Regions from separate parts of the Homo sapiens genome. Here region 2 is linked to region 1. Evidence: read pairs that join two places in POLR2A ChIA-PET (ENCODE). Cell type or tissue: MCF 10A. All regions are shown on one strand. Links, peaks and the distances in the headings refer to the core of each region. The heading gives the core; the rest is flanking DNA.

Region 1 (6,375 bases), core at 627-5,626:
GTCTGAGAACTGGAAAAGACCAAGGAGGGGTTGATGATTTACAAGGTCCATAGAAAAACTTTTTGTGTGGTCGGAAGTTGGCCAAGCAGAGGCCCACAGCCTGATGCTACTGCCCCCCACCCCCCCAAAGATCTGAATTCCCTAAAGATCAAGAGGGTTCAGCTGGCCTTGGGAGATGTTTGCTGGAGAATGACTTCAGTTTTCTCCTAAGGCAATCAGATTGCAACCATTAGCATTGTATCTTATCTGCAAATCAGTTTACTCCGAGGTTCCCCAAGGATAGTTTTATTAGGACCACAGGACTTTACTAACCACTGAGGTAACACGCTGCTTGTGCAGCAATTATTTTGAGGTGGAGGTATTTATGGGACAAGTTTATAATTCCATTTATTAAAGGGACTAACCTAAAGTGTGTGGGTGTATATATATATGTGTGTATGTGTGTACCAACACTCAGCAGCTCCCTAAAGAACTCCCTTTAACATGCTTTGAAGTTGAGATTAGGAAGTAGATTTAAAAATACCTCGTCCACGCCTTCCTGTCCCTCTTCCAGCTGAACTGGCCGAAAACCTCACCCAGAGCCACTGGGATTCCAGCCAAGAGTGGCTGCGGCTAACACCACCAGGACCTCCTGGTCCTGAGGTGACTCCAGTAGGCTCCATGAGGAATCCCGGACCCTCAGGACAAATGGGAGAGTTTTGTTTTCTCTCAGAGTGAGGGCAGGCAACAATTTAAGCAAACCGGCATTCAGAACAGGTGTCACCTTAGCAGTAGGGGGTGGGAGGGATCCACTCCAAGTTCACTGAGTGCAGCTAAGATCCCACATTGAGAAACCAGCTACCGCCAGCGGCTCGGCATCAGAGGGCCCGCGCTCAGTGCTCCTCCCTAGACCTTTCTGAGCTAAGAAATAATTCCGGAGTGTAGCCATCTCTTGCTCACACACAACCCGCTTCTAAATTAAGCAAGGCTCTGAAACAGTATCCCGAGGGGCTCATGCCGGACTTTTGTTCCAAGAAGGCAACCAGGTCCCCTGTGCTACCGCAAAAGTCTTTGATCCTTTTCCAGCTGTGGACACAGAGCACCCAAGAGACTGTCGCGATGTGCGGCCGTCTCTCCCCTTCCCCCACCTTGCAAGTCTCTGGAATACACTGTCCCTAGGCGGCCCGGCCGTCGGGTTTCCTCACGCCTTGCCCTGAGCTCCGGGAATTACCAATTCCGCTTTCCCCGGTCCCAACCCCGACCCCGCGCCCGCCGCGGCGATCACTTACTTGGGCAAGGCCCTCAGGGCACGCGCGAGAGACCTGGGGCCCGGCAGTATCCGAGCGACTGTGCTGGGCACACGGCGTGGCACTCCATACCCTAAAACAGGCACTAGGAAGGAGCAATTAAAACCACAAGTGCGACACAGAAATCAGGACGAGCCGAGCGGCTCCCGGAGTTGCCTGGTGGCGGAATCATTAGCTGGCTGTTGCTACAAAGCCTCACCGTGTGGTTCGGTGATTAAGAAAAAAAAAATCTTTTAAACGTTGGCAAACCCGTTATTGGTTTGGCGTATTGGGTTTTTTTTGCTTTTGCTTTTCTTTTTGCTCCAACCACTCTGCCTGAAATATTTCTGCCCCCAGCATTGTGCCCTTAAACCAAAGGAGAGGAATTCTGCGGGCAGCAGCAGCTGGTACAGAAGTTAAAAAAAAAGAGAAACCCCCTCTACTAATATCTGTAACGACAGCACCGATGTAATTTGTTTTGAATGTTCATTTTTATTGGTGTTCCCTCTGCCAAAATGTGCTTGATTACAGAGGTTTGTCCTGTGATCATTGCACACTCCAGACAGGGGAAGGTGCAGCGATGAAGGTTCAGCTCAGGCCAGATCAAATCCCGGGCTGTTTAACGCTGAAAGGCTGCATGTTGCTATTAGTGTTAAATATATGGCTAATTATGCGTATGAAAATTAAACATCAGTGTTATGCTAATGGGGCGCCTTCAGCTGCGGATCTGAGCACTTGAGACTACCATTTAATCAAATGAATCAGTAACTAATACATCTGCACGTGTGAACTTTCACAAGATCATTTCCCCGTTCCCGTCACACCGCTAAATTATGAAAGAAATAATTATCAACACTTTCTAATTACCTAACAAAGTAATTTGGGATTCACCGTGGGGCTGGCGGGATGGGGAACCAACATCCACTTACAGCCAGGGTGGTGTACGCCACACCGCGAGGGACTGGCTGTATTGGTAGTAGTGGCGATGGGGTGGGGGCTCTTGTGCACTTTTTTGTACCTAGCACCCCAGAAGACAGAAGGAGCAGCGGCAGATCTTGCCTCCACTAGCCCTGCCCCCTAGGCCTGGTGGCGCGCGCTTTGGCCACTGGAGGTGAGGAAGATCCTGGGTGGCAACGAGAGACGTCTACACATAGATAAGGGAGCCTACCACAGGCCTGGGTTTGCTGCGGGTTTCGGTGTCCCCCAGGGACTCCTAAACTCTGGAAGTCGCGCTAGACCTCAGGAGGCCGGAAAATGACCACCTGGCGTCGGTGGCTCCAGCAGATCTGAGCCCCTAGGCCCCCTGGGCTCCACGCTGAGCCGCGCTCTCGGGGCGAGTGAGCCCGGGGCTCTCCGCGCATGGGGAGTGGAGAAGGGAGGGGGAGGAGGAGGAAGGCTGGGAGGGAAAGAGGATGTGTGTGTTGGGGGAGGGGGCGGTGCAGCCGCCTTTCCTGGGAGGAGAAGCGCGGGTTCCTGGCTCTCCACGCGCACTGCTTTAATCAGACCCGTGCAGCCTCGAGCTGGAGTGGCCAGCTGGGCCTGGAGCAATGCGAGCGGGCCCCAGGGAGCGACAGCGGCGTTGGCGCAGCGGCCGAGTGAGTGAGTTCGCAGGGAGGGCCCCTAAGCCCCGACTCCAGGGATGCGGCAGAGCGTACCGGGGAGGCGCGGCCGGATAGGCGCTGCGCTAGGCACAAGGCTCTTAGGAGAACCTCTGTCTGTTGGCCGCCTCGGGCGCCCCCAGTGCGCGACTCCGCGCTCCAGAGGCAGAGGTCAGTCTCCTCCTGAGCCGCCCTAGCTCTGCGCCGAACTGAGTGGCAGCGACGAGAAGCGGTCCCGGGTGTCCGGTGTTAGGGACCGCTGAAGGGTGGGGACAGTGGTAGGGGGGCGGCGGCGCGGAGCCGCTGGTTGGTTCCTGGGGAGGAAAGCGCGCGAGGGAGGCGGGAGGCCGATGAGCCGCGGGCCGCAGGGGCCCCGGCGCAGACGCCGCAGCCCATTGTGCTTCCTGCCCGGCGCGCTCTGTTGCAGAGGAGCCCCGGCCGGGAAGTGTGGATGCGTCTTACCCGAGGCCGGGCCGCCTCGCCCGCTCTAGTCCAGCGGAGCCCGAGCGCCTCGGACCAATCCCCAGTGATTATGCAAGACAGCGGACCAATCAGCTCCGCCAGCTCATGAATATTTATGACCTTCGCTGAGTCAAAGCTTTGAACCGAGTTTGGGGAGCTCAGCAGCATCATGCTTAGACTTTTCAAAGAGACAAACTCCATTTTCTTATGAATGGAAAGTGAAAACCCCTGTTCCGCTTAAATTGGGTTCCTTCCTGTCCTGAGAAACATAGAGACCCCCAAAAGGGAAGCAGAGGAGAGAAAGTCCCACACCCAGACCCCGCGAGAAGAGATGACCATGACCACCATGCCAGAAAGTCTCAACAGCCCCGTGTCGGGCAAGGCGGTGTTTATGGAGTTTGGGCCGCCCAACCAGCAAATGTCTCCTTCTCCCATGTCCCACGGGCACTACTCCATGCACTGTTTACACTCGGCGGGCCATTCGCAGCCCGACGGCGCCTACAGCTCAGCCTCGTCCTTCTCCCGACCGCTGGGCTACCCCTACGTCAACTCGGTCAGCAGCCACGCATCCAGCCCCTACATCAGTTCGGTGCAGTCCTACCCGGGCAGCGCCAGCCTCGCCCAGAGCCGCCTGGAGGACCCAGGTACGTGCGCTTGCCAGGGAGAGGGAGAGGAGGAGGTACAAGGGAGAGAGGGAAAGAAGGAGCGGGGGAGAAGAGGAGAGGGAGAGAGAGAGAAAGAGAAGAGAGGAGAGCGAGGTGGGGTGGGGGTGGGGAGGGCGCGGGAGCAGTGGAGGTTTCGAATATCAATCTATAGATCCTTGTCACAGCAAATAAATTTTTTTAAAAATTCCCTCAATTTGCAACTATCCAGCCAAGGATAAATCCCAGAGCGTCTCCTGGCACTGGCTGGGCCTCTGGGCGGCTCGGTGTGCAGAGCACACAATGCCCCGCTGGAAAACAGAAACCCACATGTGCACGTATTAGTCTCGGTAATTATTTATTGCGTAGCGCTATAAACAATGTATGCAATTAAGGGTAATTAAACCTCAACTACCGCCTGCAAAAATAGCAAACTTTCCCTGCAAAGGCAGGAGCTGAGCTCCTGGGAACGGCTCTATCCCTCCTGCAGCGTCCCGGGACAGGCCCTCGGATTTTGGGGGACCCTTCCCTGGCTTTCAGAGTTTCTTGAACGTTCTCTCCCTGGTGCTGCCTCCGCCACCCTTCGGTAGCCACTCGCTCTCGGCTGTTCGCACTAAAGGCGGCCCCTCGTATTAACAACGGGCCCTACTTCTGCTGTCCCTCCAGGGGCGGACTCGGAGAAGAGCACGGTGGTGGAAGGCGGTGAAGTGCGCTTCAATGGCAAGGGAAAAAAGATCCGTAAACCCAGGACGATTTATTCCAGTTTGCAGTTGCAGGCTTTGAACCGGAGGTTCCAGCAAACTCAGTACCTAGCTCTGCCGGAGAGGGCGGAGCTCGCGGCCTCTTTGGGACTCACACAGACTCAGGTACCTCGCCGCTGCCGCTCCGTTCTGCCACGCAGGCTTTCCGCGGCCGGCCTGCGCCCGGGTCTTCATTTGTTGCTCGCTGGGACTCAGGGTCGGGGTGTCACTGTGTGTATGTGTTTGTGTCCACCCCTGGCTCTCAGCGTGTCTCCTTCCTCCCTCATTCCCTCTGCCCTAGCTCTGTCACTGCTCTCGGTATCCCGAGCTGCCTGCCGTCCGGCCCTCTGTCCCTGGACAATCTGATTAGGGCGCAGGAAGGATTTCCCCAGACGATTTGTTTGGGAACTCAGAGGTCACACGTGCCTAAACAACTGGAACAATAGACTCCGGGCTTAATCCCTCCTTTGCCTTTAAATTGTGTGACTAATCACTCGGGGCCTGGGTCCGCGCCTCAGCCTCCCTCCTCCTCCTCCTTCTTACCGGTTGGGGGTGGGGGGAGATCCTTTCCTCCGCCCTCTCACCTCTCAAGTCCCAGACCTTAGAGAAGAAACGGGACCTTCCTTCCCGGCTTTCTGTAAGACTCCGGGGAGCCCGTGAGCGTTCCTGACGGCGGCGGGCGCGGGTTTCCGACGTCCGGTCCGGGATTTGGAGCAGAGCTGGAGAAAGCAAACAGACACTAGTGCAAGAATGGTTTTGAATCCAAAGAGAAGTTCAGCAAAACCTTGAGGCCTCCTTAGTCCGTCCCAACTCAAGGGCAGAAAAGATGGCGCATAGAAAAGTTGGGTCGCGTTGCAAATAAATTTCCTCCACTCCTTCCTAGGTTTTCGATTCTTTTTATTGATGTTGATATTGGAATTGCTGGCTCGGTGTTATGCAGGCGCTGTATCTTCCGCAGGCGGTAGCCACGGTCGGACTGAGCCCCTGGCAGGCTAAGGCCTGGATCCCGGTTCTCCCCTCATCACAACTCCTCCCTGGCTCTCTGAGAGCTGCCCCCGTGGGCTGACGGCGGCGGGAGGTTCGGCCTTCGAGCCTTTGGCTCTTATGGGGGAAGGGAGGAAGGAGGGATGTCTCTGCTTCTCTGGCAGGGAGCTGCCAGCTGGCGCAGGGTTGGGAGGTCCTATCTCTGCTGTTCTGCGGTCCCTTTTTTCCTCCCTGTGACCTAGGTAGGCTCAGTGGTCCCAGCCTGAGTCACGTTGTTGTCCGCTCTTGCAGGTCAAGATCTGGTTCCAAAACAAGCGATCCAAGTTCAAGAAGCTGATGAAGCAGGGTGGGGCGGCTCTGGAGGGTAGTGCGTTGGCCAACGGTCGGGCCCTGTCTGCTGGCTCCCCACCCGTGCCGCCCGGCTGGAACCCTAACTCTTCATCCGGGAAGGGCTCAGGAGGAAACGCGGGCTCCTATATCCCCAGCTACACATCGTGGTACCCTTCAGCGCACCAAGAAGCTATGCAGCAACCCCAACTTATGTGAGGTTGCCCGCCCGTCTCCTTCTTGTCTCCCCGGCCCAGGTCCCTCCCGCCTCCAGGTCCATCCATCCCGTCCGGAAAAGAAGGACCCAGAGGGAAGAAGGAACAGTGGAGGCGGGACGCCCTCCATCTCCTCGGAGCCC
Region 2 (5,576 bases), core at 1-5,000, 100 kb before region 1:
AATAAAGACTCAAATGCTATTTAATATATTTTTAAAGTATAGCAGTTTTCCATTTGTCTTTCTGAAACATTTCTAACAGTTTATGTTAAAATTAGCATGTGGCCCGTAAGTACTTCACTGGGTGGAATTTAAAATGTAATTAATTAATGACTGAATAGTAAAATGAAGAATAATAGCACTTAATCTCAGTTGTCTTTCTTCAGCTAATGTCTTCTATCTATTAAGCAAATATTTGAGTGTCTATACTGCCCAGAGTTCTTTAAAGTTTTGGAGGGGGCTGCTAGTCACATGTCTGTATTTACCATCATTGGACACAAATACCAGGTCTTCTTGTTAACTCTTTTTAGAGGGTTTGCAATTCATGGTTAACATTATGTTTAAGCTTCCTTAAAAAACAAAACAAAACAAAAAAAAAACATTGTGGGACAAGTTTGGGCGTATTCATACTATTCTTATTTTTAACATTGGAGACTTAAAATTGTAAGACTATAAGGAAATATATTTACTTTCTTCGTCTAACAAATAATTGTTTGTCACTTAGAAAAAGCAGAGAGATCTTGCTAAGATGAGAAAATGTCTCAGACCAGAAGAACTGACAAACCAGATGAACCAAATAGAAATAAGCATGCAACATGAACAGCTGGAAGAGAGTTTTCAGGAACTAGTGGAAGATTACCGGCGTGTTATTGAACGACTTGCTCAAGAGTAAAGATTATACTGCTCTGTACAGGAAGCTTGCAAATTTTCTGTACAATGTGCTGTGAAAAATCTGATGACTTTAATTTTAAAATCTTGTGACATTTTGCTTATACTAAAAGTTATCTATCTTTAGTTGAATATTTTCTTTTGGAGAGATTGTATATTTTAAAATACTGTTTAGAGTTTATGAGCATATATTGCATTTAAAGAAAGATAAAGCTTCTGAAATACTACTGCAATTGCTTCCCTTCTTAAACAGTATAATAAATGCTTAGTTGTGATATGTTAATGTGTGATGATATGATTCTTAAATACTTACAATAAACCTCATTCTTAAATACTTATCATTCCTTCCACACTTTGCTTCTAAGATTTTACATCTGACACCTTTAAAACATTTCTTTAAGGTTATCCTGGTAATTTTATTTTTTCAATATGATTTTTCTTTCTTTTTTAACTTTTAGATTCAGGGGTACATGTGGAGGTTTGTTACATAGGTAAACTAGTGTCTTGGGGGTTTCTTGTACAGATTATTTCAACACCCAGATACTAGGCCTAGTATCCAATAGTTAATTTTTCTGCTATTCTCCCAACCTCCACCTTCAAGTAGGCCCCAGTATCTGTTGTTCCCTTCTTTGTGTCCATGTGTTCTCATCATTTACTCCCACTTGTTAAGTAAGAACATACAGTATTTGGTTTTCTGTGCCTGTGTTAGTTTGCTAAGGACAATGGCTTCCAGCTCCATCCATGTCCTGGCAAAATACATGATCTTGTTCTTTTTTATGACTGCATAGTATTCTGTGGTGTGTATATACCACATTTTCTTTATCCAGTCTGTCACTGATGGACATTTAGGTTGATTCCATGTCTTTGCTATTGTGAATAGTGCTGCAGTGAATGTTTGCATGCGTGTGTCTTTATGGTAGAATGATTGATATTCCTCTGAGTATATACCTAGTAATGGAATTGCTGGGTCAAATGGTAGTTCTGTTTTTAGCTCTTTGAGGAATTGCCACACTGCTTTCCACAGTGGTTGGACTAATTTATACTTCCACCAACGGTTTATAAGTGTTCCCTTTTCTCCACTACCTTGCCGGCATCTGTTATTTTTTGACTTTAATAACAGCCATTCTGACTGGTGTAAGATGGTACCTCATTGTGGTTTTGATTTACATTTCTCTAATGATCAGTGGTATTGGGCTTTTACTCATATGCTTATTGGCTACACGTATGTCTTCTTTGAAAAGTGTCTGTTCACGTCTCTTTTTAATGGGGTTGTTTGGTTTTTTCCTTGTAGTTTAAGTTCTTACTGATTTTTCATAATAGGAAATGTTCTTAGTATAGGTTTTATTTTGTTTTAAATAAAATCCTATTAACTCTATTAACTGTTTGGGAAGGCAGGTACGAGGGAAATCAAACTAGATACAGCCTAAAAGCCAAAATTTTGGCATCAAATATTATTTGAAGATAACTTAGAAGTTAGCATAAACATTCTATAAATAAAAATAGAAGATAGAAATCAGTGTATAAAATACAATTTACACACCATTATTAAAATATATCTTGTGTAAAGTGAGACGCCCATCTGTTCGGATTTGCTGTAAGGTTACCAAGGTATTGAAATACAGCAAGAAAAAATAATGACAAACTGCTTAATATAGTCTTGTTTTTAATGAAGTAGAGTATAAATAGATTGCTGGAAACAGAATCATTCAAAGTAAAAGTTTGAGATGTTTATAATGTATGCTAGTAAACAAGGTATTATATAACAAAAACAGGATGTAAGTTGAAATTTACTTTTAAAAATCTGATTTGATGGATGCTTGGGGCAGAATCCCAAGTTGGACAGGCATTATCTCGTCCTTTGATCAATTTCCATCCGTAAAATCTGTCAGAGAAGTAACTGGTAGCCTCTGGACACAAAATAGCTGTGGCCAGCAGCATACCAACAGCACTACTGTTCCCTTAAAATGAGGGAGCTATAAAAGTTTCAAACCATCTCATCTCAGAAGCCTGTATATAGATAAAACTTGTTGACTTCTGAGAGATTATATCTGTGTACATAATTTGCTACAGATAAAATGAACTAGTTCAGTTAAAATCCTTTCTGAAATGATATGAAAGCAATTTGTCTTTCATCTAAATTGGCTAATTTTTAATTTTTTTATTGACAGTTCACAGCTGATACTTAAAGATGAGCTCTGAAGAAAGCATCAATACCATCTAAACCAATTATCTTTCAAGATTTTTTTTTTGTATAAAAACCAGAAAGAAAATGTGATGCTGATTTTCCTATTGTTTGTTTGTTTTGAGACGAAGTCTCTGCTGCCTAGGTTGGAATGCAGCTCACTGCAACCTCTGCCTCCCGAGTTCAAGTAATTCTCCTGCCTCAGCCTCCCAAGTAGCTGGGATTACAGCCCTGAGCCACCATGCCCAGCTAATTTTTGTATTTTTAGTAGAGACAGAGTTTCACCATGTTGGCCAGGCTGGTCTTGAACTTCTGACCTCAAATGATCTGCCCTCGGCCTCCCAAAGTGCTGGGATTACAGGCGTTGAGCCACTGTGCCCGGCCTCTTACTTTTTCCCTGTCCTCTATAAATTGCGTTTTCTCTACATATATTTCCTTCTGAGCATCAGGTTTTTCATCTGTGAAACTGAGGTTGTACTAGAATGATCTCTAGGCTCACTCCCTCCCTGTTCTAGGTTCTGTGTTTGTCGTTTTCATATCCTTTCTCCTTACCCTTATACTTTTATACTCAGATGTGGGTGTAGATGTGGTATATGTCTAAAATAAAACACTTTTCTAAGTCACACAAGGATATTCATAGTTTATACGTGACATAGTTTGTGTGAGAAGGGAGGGAAAAAGGACTGTGTCCCTGATTGTCTCCAAATTGCTGGGGCCCCAGTTTGTTGTACCAGAGCCTTGTCTAGGCTGAAAATCTATCAGACCTTCTGATTAACTGCCATCTTTACCTACTAGAGAAGAGCTGGCAGCAAAGCTACTAAGGCCATATTTGATAACAAGATTAGAATCATACACCTGAGAGGTCAACTGATTTAATTCCTTAAATTCTTAAGTTCTTTTTCTTAGAATTTAAAAGCCAGTTTAACTATTAAATACTGATTTAATAAAGTACTCAATACTTCCAAATAAAATTATTTTTGCATTTGTATATCTCTGTGTATATACTTGGAACATAGTAGTATATCTTTGTGCATGTATATATTTGTATCTGTGAAATCATTTCCTGGGAAATGTAGTTAACTGAGTTAAAGGATAAGAATATGTCTATGGCTCTATTACATAAACATGCCATATTTTGCAGAATCGTTAAAATACTACCCGATGTGAATGTATATACCAATTTTAACAGAATTTCAATGACGTGGGATGTTGTTTCCATAGATAAAATATCTTATTTACATTTATTTTACTGGGAAGGTTGAATTGTGTGTGCGTGTGTAAAATCTTTTCCTTGATATGAATTACCTGTTTTTTTAAAAAATGTATGTTTTGCAGTCTACACTGTCAATTTATAAATGGACAGTAAATCCAGAGGCCACACTACAAGTAACTGGCAAAGCCAGGAATATACACTAGGCTCCTGACTTCTACTCCATCTCATCTTCCATCAAGTAGGCCAGCCAAGTAAGCATGCCAGCCCACTAGGCTGTTCTAAGAGGGACTTTTAGAGGAGCAAGTATTAAGAAAAGTATTCTCGGCCATGCACGGTGGCTAATGCCTGTAATCCCAACACTTTAGGAGGCCAAGGTGGGGGACTGCTTGAGGCCAGTAGTTCAAGACCAGCCTGGGCAACATGGCAAGCCCCCGTCTACAAAAAAATTTAAAAATTAGGCTTGGTGGCCAACATAGCGAAACCCCGTCTCTACTAAAAATAAAAATAATTAGCTGGGCATGGTGGCAGGCGCCTATAATCCCAACTACTTGGGAAGCTGAGGGAGGAGAATCGCTTGAACCTGGGAGGCAGAGGTTGCAGTGAGCCGAGATTGCACCAGTGCACTCCAGCCCAGGGAACAGTGTGAGACTCCATCTCAAAACAAAACGAAAAGAAAAATTAGGCTTGGTAGTGCACACCTGTGGTGGTGCAAGCCAGGCTACTTGGGAGGCTGAGGCGGGAGGATCGCTTGAGTTTAGGAGTTCAAGGTTGCAGTTAGCTATGTTCACACCACCGTACTCCAGCCTGGGTGACAAAGCCAGACCCTGTCCTCTAAAAAAAAAAAAAAGAAAAAAAAAAAGCTGGACTTGGTGTCACATGCCTGTAGTCCCAGCTACTTAGGAGGCTGAGGCAGGAGGATAGCTTGAGCCCAGGAGTTCAAGACTAGCCTAAGCAACGTAGAGAGACCCCCATCTCTAAAAATAAGAAAAAAGTAAAAAAAACACAAAAAACCTTAAGAGTCTGTTTGATAGCAATGACTGAAATTATCAATGCCTCTTGAAATATGGCCTGAAGTTACTCTTCCTCTCAACATTTAATCTTCAACTTTTCTGTGTTCCCATATGCCTTTACATTTCTATTATAAATATTTCATTCTTGTTTTATGAGGTGTGGTGGAATTATACAGTGCATTTAGTTTACTCACTGAGTTGGGCAGAGCTGTGTTTACGTATATGTGATATTTCAATAGGAAGTATGCACACGGAAATAAAAAGCAACAGGGCATGCAGTGAAAATTTCCTCACTGCATTCCTCCAGAAACAACCAGTTATCAATATCTTGTGTATCTTTCAGAGATACATGCAAAAGGGAGCATGTATGTATATATATTTTTTATATACCATATGTATATGTGATGACCTACCACGTTTTCTAACTGCTTTTTTACTTTTGGGGATTATTTGAGCTATCTTGTTT

The links. Peaks named below come from ENCODE experiments on the same cell type or tissue, not always from the same donor. Only the 100,000 strongest peaks of a DNase experiment are listed, where the experiment ranks them.
Region 2: POLR2A ChIA-PET joins it to region 1 with 5 read pairs; 5 of 35 experiments call an interaction of 5 or more read pairs at or near these places.

The regions. Positions count from the first base shown.
Region 1 is chr2:172,082,022-172,088,396 of GRCh38, forward strand. It overlaps DLX1 (distal-less homeobox 1), which reads left to right and starts at 3,486. Exons shown (of 3, transcript NM_178120.5): 1 at 3,486-3,969; 2 at 4,633-4,832; 3 at 5,982-6,375. The coding sequence starts at 3,657. The coding sequence ends at 6,236. METAP1D (methionyl aminopeptidase type 1D, mitochondrial) reads left to right here. Exons shown (of 10, transcript NM_199227.3): 10 at 1-409. RefSeq lists enhancers at 1,906-2,519, 2,520-3,131, 3,132-3,745, 3,595-3,714, 3,746-4,357 and 2 more and a silencer at 3,205-3,314. In MCF 10A, for the core only: no CTCF peak of the experiment used is centred there; a DNase peak (open chromatin) is centred at 3,400.
Region 2 is chr2:171,982,644-171,988,219 of GRCh38, forward strand. HAT1 (histone acetyltransferase 1) reads left to right here. Exons shown (of 11, transcript NM_003642.4): 11 at 542-1,043. The coding sequence ends at 709. The region is part of intron 2 of LOC124905590 (a long non-coding RNA gene); the gene reads right to left. Among named protein-coding and RNA genes, the nearest start is that of METAP1D, 15 kb to the right of the region's middle. In MCF 10A, for the core only: no CTCF peak of the experiment used is centred there; no DNase peak of the experiment used is centred there.